Linked DNA regions of Homo sapiens: region 1 is linked to region 2. A link is a contact called in ENCODE Hi-C or POLR2A ChIA-PET data. All regions are on one chromosome and are shown on one strand. Each heading gives the region's core, a stretch centred on a gene start or an enhancer-like site at or near the end of the contact. The rest is flanking DNA. Distances are from core to core; before and after follow the strand shown.

Evidence for each region. Hi-C counts contacts between places; a loop is a spot of excess contacts on that map. ChIA-PET counts read pairs that join two places held with the same protein, here RNA polymerase II (POLR2A). Pooled maps may share reads with other maps.
Region 1: a pooled map shows a loop between it and region 2 (5-fold over the local background). The contact joins the enhancer-like site here to the promoter of LARS2-AS1 in region 2. A Hi-C loop is called at or near these places in 1 of 168 maps with a recorded cell type or tissue (PC-3) and 5 of 50 pooled maps. POLR2A ChIA-PET finds 5 or more read pairs at or near these places in 1 of 52 experiments (activated B cell).

The regions. Positions count from the first base shown.
Region 1 is chr3:45,104,064-45,106,763 of GRCh38, forward strand. The region is part of intron 4 of CDCP1 (CUB domain containing protein 1); the gene reads right to left. Among named protein-coding and RNA genes, the nearest start is that of CDCP1, 41 kb to the right of the region's middle. Within about 2 kb of position 1,413, at least 4 of the 41 ENCODE cell types and tissues checked have a DNase peak (open chromatin) inside an H3K27ac peak, as active enhancers do; they include PC-3, where a contact is called at or near this core.
Region 2 is chr3:45,508,240-45,510,939 of GRCh38, forward strand. It overlaps LARS2-AS1 (LARS2 antisense RNA 1), which reads right to left and starts at 1,306. Exons shown (of 4, transcript NR_048543.1): 1 at 1,118-1,306. All of the region lies in intron 15 of LARS2 (leucyl-tRNA synthetase 2, mitochondrial), which reads left to right. RefSeq lists an enhancer at 1-551 and a silencer at 1,378-1,672.

The DNA.
Region 1 (2,700 bases), core at 163-2,662, 400 kb before region 2:
CTCAGCCTTTCTTGTTTTAGCTATTCTAGTGGGTGTGAAACACTATTGTGGTTTTACAGTTTATATTTCTTTTGAAAATTACTGTATAATAATCAGGTGGACTGTGGTGAGATACCTCATGTCCCAGCTAAAACAGAAGCCCAGTTTATTGATTCTGGGGGCAAGACAGACTGCCCGTTATGAGGAGGCTCTCTGTAATATCACACTTCATTCCACTTTCTATTTTGCATTTGCACCTCATTCATTAGTCATTTTACACATTTCTTTCCACACTTCTTTTGGTTGGATCTCAAAATAACCTGAGGAACCTGAGGGGTAGACACAGTTAATTTCCCTGCTGCCTACAGAATGTTTTCATATGTGGCTTCAGCAGGCAAAACAGGGTGGAAATGTGCAGCCCTTATCTCTCACAGATGGGTGTTTTAAATGTAAAATTACCTATTAACATTCATAAATCTATGGAAAGACAAGACAGATCTTTACTCAGTGAGGTCTGTGTGCTTTGACAAGTTGCCTTATCTCACCCTCACAACATGGGGGGAAGGAGGAATGACTATTGTTATTTTACAGCTGAGAAGGTTGCAAATTAACCGCTCAATGTTCCCTAATAAAGGGGCAGATCTGTGATCTGGACACAGTTTCCTGCCTTGAAAGAATCCCATAGTTTTTCTACAACATTGCAGATGCCTTCATATAAAAAACATTTGAGGCTGGGTGTGGTGGCTCACGCCTGTAATCCTGGCACTTTGGGAGGCTGAGGTGGGCAGATCACCTGAGGTCGATTGTTTGAGACCAGTCTGACCAACATGGAGAAACCCTGTCTCTACTGAAAATACAAAATTAGCTGGGCATGGTGGGCTTGTAATCCCAGCTACTTGAGAAGCTGAGACAGGAGAATCGCTTGAACCCAGGAGGCGGAGGTTGCGGTGAGCCAAGATCGTGCCATTGCACTCCAGCCTGGGCAACAAGAGCAAAACTCTGTCTCAAAAAACAAACAAACAAAACATTTGAGCCTGATGTTTAACCCCCACCTGCCACCAAAAGAAAACCCTTCACTATTTAATAGTTATTGACACTGTTGTAAAAGCCACACTGGGGACCTTTGAAGGGATTGGGTTACTGACTGATGTTTCATAAAGGCCCCTAATCATTTTTGTGGTATCTATAGATAGACAATTTTTTTTGGAAATGGACTCAATGGGAGTAAGTCAAAGGCCATAATACCTATCAGCTCAGCAGGACAAATTTAAGACTCATGGAACACAAGTTACCCAACAAAAACAAAAAACAAGAAGCAAAAACAAATCCAATAATTATTTAAGGTTCCAGGTGGCTTCTGGAGGTTGTAAAAGCCAAAAAAGGAGCAATGTATCTGCTTCCACAACCAGCATTCACCCAGAGTGGTTAACAAAGCGTCCTGTGTAACACACTGGAAATGCACATCTGCTTGTCGTATGTGACTCATGATCACCCAGAAGCCCATGGGTTTTGAAGATAATAGTTTGTTTGGTATTTTCAGGAAAGCAAACAGATTTTCCAAAAGCTAGAAGAGGATGCATAAAGCAGTAGGCTAGTAGGCTAGAAGGCTCTCCCTAAAGCCTTATAGATGGGTAGATATATAGATGGGTAGAATATAATATAGATGGGTAGAATACTGTACCATTAACTCACATAATCATTATCAGCAGGGCCACTTGAACCTTTAGAAATTATACAAAGAGAGAAACAGGCTGCCTGGTGAAAGTGGTAATAACATCAGGCATGACATGGTAATCTTGTGATATCAAAAAAGAAAGGAGAGGGTGCATTGTGGAGCACTTAAAAACAAGATTTGTGTGGTAGAGGTGAACATGAACTGAGCTCTCAGACACCCGTGGTTTGCACACTGTGGGCAGCTGAAGCTATCACTGCTTACAGATGTGGTCACGGATGGCCACATCAGTTATTCCTCAGTTCCTGGGTAATTGTACATGACTCAAAACACAGGATGTTTGTGGTCAAGCCATGGAAAAATACTCCCTACAGGAGTTCTCTGGGTCTAGTTTGAACCTACCTGATGTTTCTCAGCAAAGTAGAGAGGACTGATGGTAGATATTTTTATCTTGTTTTTTGGACAATTAGGTTCAAGGTAACACCTGTCTGTTTTTTTGTAGCCTGGGCCCACTGTGCTCAGGTCCTGCTGTAGATAATGAGGGGTTTGGGCTGGCTGGTGCCTCTCACAGCTTTCTCCACCCCTGCTGAGGCTCTGGCTTTCTATGGTTGCACTTTGGTTTGAGAAGGTCTCCAGGCTCTGCCTTTGCTCTTATTTCTGATGCCCTTCTCCTTGTCTGCCCCACCACCAAGCAGCTGCTCTCATGGGTGCCCCACTTCACTGTATCTGCCTTGCCCCTTCAGATGGGCTGTGGGTTCTTATGGTGCAACTGGCTCTTGAGCCACTTTGGAAAAGATGCTGACTCCTGAGATTGGTGCAACACGGATTTATGGAGGGCCTGGAATGTGTCGGAAGCTGTGGTGGGAATAGAAAGAGCAATAAGACAAGATTCCTGACTGGGAGGAGTTTAGTAAGATGCAGACGTGGAGACAGATAAATCCATGTTGTGTGAAGAATGCAAACCACCCACAAGTGCACTCCTGGGGTAGTGGCTTTGGTCTGGGTAGTTGTTCCCCTGCTTCTGGGGACAAAGGAAGGTCAAGTTAGGG
Region 2 (2,700 bases), core at 56-2,555:
CTGCTGACCGTGGAGAGCACAGCAAGCCCCTATCCACAGAGCTTTCTTCTCTGTTACTCTGATCATGCCAGAAACGGGGCTACTGGGAAAAGGAACAGGAAGGGAAGAGAAGCTTTACTTGGGTCCTGCTGTATTAGTAAACCCTCCTTCTGCGCCACTAACTGGCTGCTAGGAAATGGGAATGGTGATATTTCAAGAATGAGCCATGGCTAATACTTAGAAACTAGGCTAATTATGTGACATGATGGCCCTGGGCACAGAACAAGGAAGAAGAGGAAGGTAAACTTAGTCTGATTTAATGAAAAGTCCAATTTGGAGACCATTTTCAGAGATCTATGGCCTTCAAAGATCTGCAGCCTGGCAGGCCACTCTCGCACCAGGTCAGGGGAGTGGGCAGCAGGCTCTCTGGGGCTTCATGAATAGGTAAATGTCATCTGCAGCAAGAAGGTGGGGCTCTGATACATCCTGATATTCTTTGCTCATACTGTAATTAGCACATTCCTTGTATATAGTGATTTTTTTAAGAGCACTTAACATGGCCAATCAATCAATGTTCTGAATTTCCTTGTTTATCCTAATAATTAGCAACTCCCTTCCTTCCCTCCCTTCCTCCCTCTCCTCCCTCCCTACCTTTCCTCCCCTCTTTCCCTGCCTCCCTCCCTTCCTTCTTTCCTTCTTCCAAGTGGGACAAATGTGGCCTTCAATGCCCAGCAGCTATCAGTTGTTGCAATTTCTGAGTTAGTGCAGTCTAAACTAATGAAGAAATTGTGAAGATCTCCCCCCAGTTTTCATCACTGTGCTTACATATAGCTGTGCTTCAGTGCAAGCAAGCATGATCTACCTCCAGGGATGTACCGAAGGAGTAGGAAGAAAGCTGACTCAGAAATCCAGGGCCTTCTTCAAGGCAGAGGCCCTGCCTAATACTCCCGCGTTTGATGGTCCCTGAGTCAGAACGGTTTGTTAGTGGTTTAGAGTTGCAGATTTTCCACTCACTTATAAAGGCCCCTGCTGTGCACAGTCACTATGATGAATGAATAACTCAGTTGCATACGCAAGTCTGTTCCCAAGTACCATCTGTTGAGTGAATGAATGAGTGAACAAAAGGGAAACACATTACCCCAATTGTGAATCTGAATAATGAACTTGGCAATGTGATGTGATCTCTGCTCCAGCAGGCCTGGGTTCCAAGTCCAGCAGGGCCCTTGATGTCCTTTGTCCTTCATTCCTGTGCACCTTGCGCCTCCAAATCACATTTGGTACGTCTTTCTTGTAGTGCTGATGGTTATTTATGAGCATGTCCTGGGCTGCCTGTTCTTATTGTAAGCTCTCCAATTAATTGCCTAGTGCTGTGTACCCAATTATCATGTAAATACATGTTGAATGAATAAACAAGTGTGACTCATTCAGAGCTAAACTACGCATGAGAGTAGACATGGCCAGCTTCAGCCAAGAGTGAAAACCAGATTCCCAACTCCCTATAGCCCATTCCCTGGCTCCCTGGAAAAGTGGAGGGAAAACACTTGGGAATGAGCAGGATTCTAGGAGCTGGGAAGCGCCCCTTTCCCCACTGGGAAATTCCATGTGAGCACTCATCGGGGCATTCCCCTGCTCTCATTCTCTTGCTTCAGCTGCTTGGGATCTTTCAATGCACCCCTCCCTGCAAAAAGATGGTGGCACTAGCTGGAAAGTATAGCATCCAGTGCCCCACTTCACTCATTTCTTTCTTCCCTCCTCTCTTGCCTCCACTTTGTCCTACTCACATTATCCCCCACCCCTGCTGCTGGTAGGTTTATTCATCCACTGAAACAAGCTTGATTGAGTTCAAGGCAATTAACATTACTGAGCATCTGTTAGGAACTGGAGACTGAGAGTGGCCTTTAAGGATTTTCAAGGCCAGGAGCAGTGGCTCATGCCTGTAATCCCAGCATTTTGGGAGGCCGAGGCAGGAGGATTGCTTGAGCTCAGGAGTTCAAGACCAGCCTGGGCAACATAGTGAGACTTCATCTCTACCAAAAATACAAAAAATTAGCTGGGTGTGGTAGTGCGCGCCTGTGGTCCCAGCTGCTTGCAGGGGTAAGGTGGGAATATCACTTGAGCCCAGGAGACTGAGGCTGCAGTGAGCTGTGATTGTGCCACTGCACCCCAGCCTGGGTGACAGAACAAGACCCTGTCTCAAAAAAAAATCATCCTCCTACTCCTCACAGGAGAAAGACAGGCAAGCAGCTTACCTAAATACACAATAAAATGTAATAGCTGCTAGATACAATTACAGGCACTACACAGGATGCATCAGGAAGGAAAAAACAACTAATTCTAATTCTGACCAGGAGATACCTTCTCAGTGGAGATGGCATTTGAGTTGAGCCAGGAAGGAGGACTAGAGTTTTGATAACAGTTTGGGAAATGGCGTGAGTAAAGACGTGGAAGCACATGCAGGCAACATTTGAAAGAGCAGAGGGAGTGGCAGGGGACAGGGAGAAGTCCTGGATGGCTATGCGGAGGAATTTGGACTTGATTGGGAGGAGGAGCTCTTCAAATATGACTGCACTCTTTCTTTTCCTCCCTCACAGCTCTGAGAGTTGTCAGGCATTGGTTTGGTTCAGTGATCGTAAACAGGCTGGCTCCCCAAGGGCAGAGATTGCTTTGCCCAACATTATATCCCCAGTGCCTAGCTCAGTGCCAGGCACATAGCAAGCACTC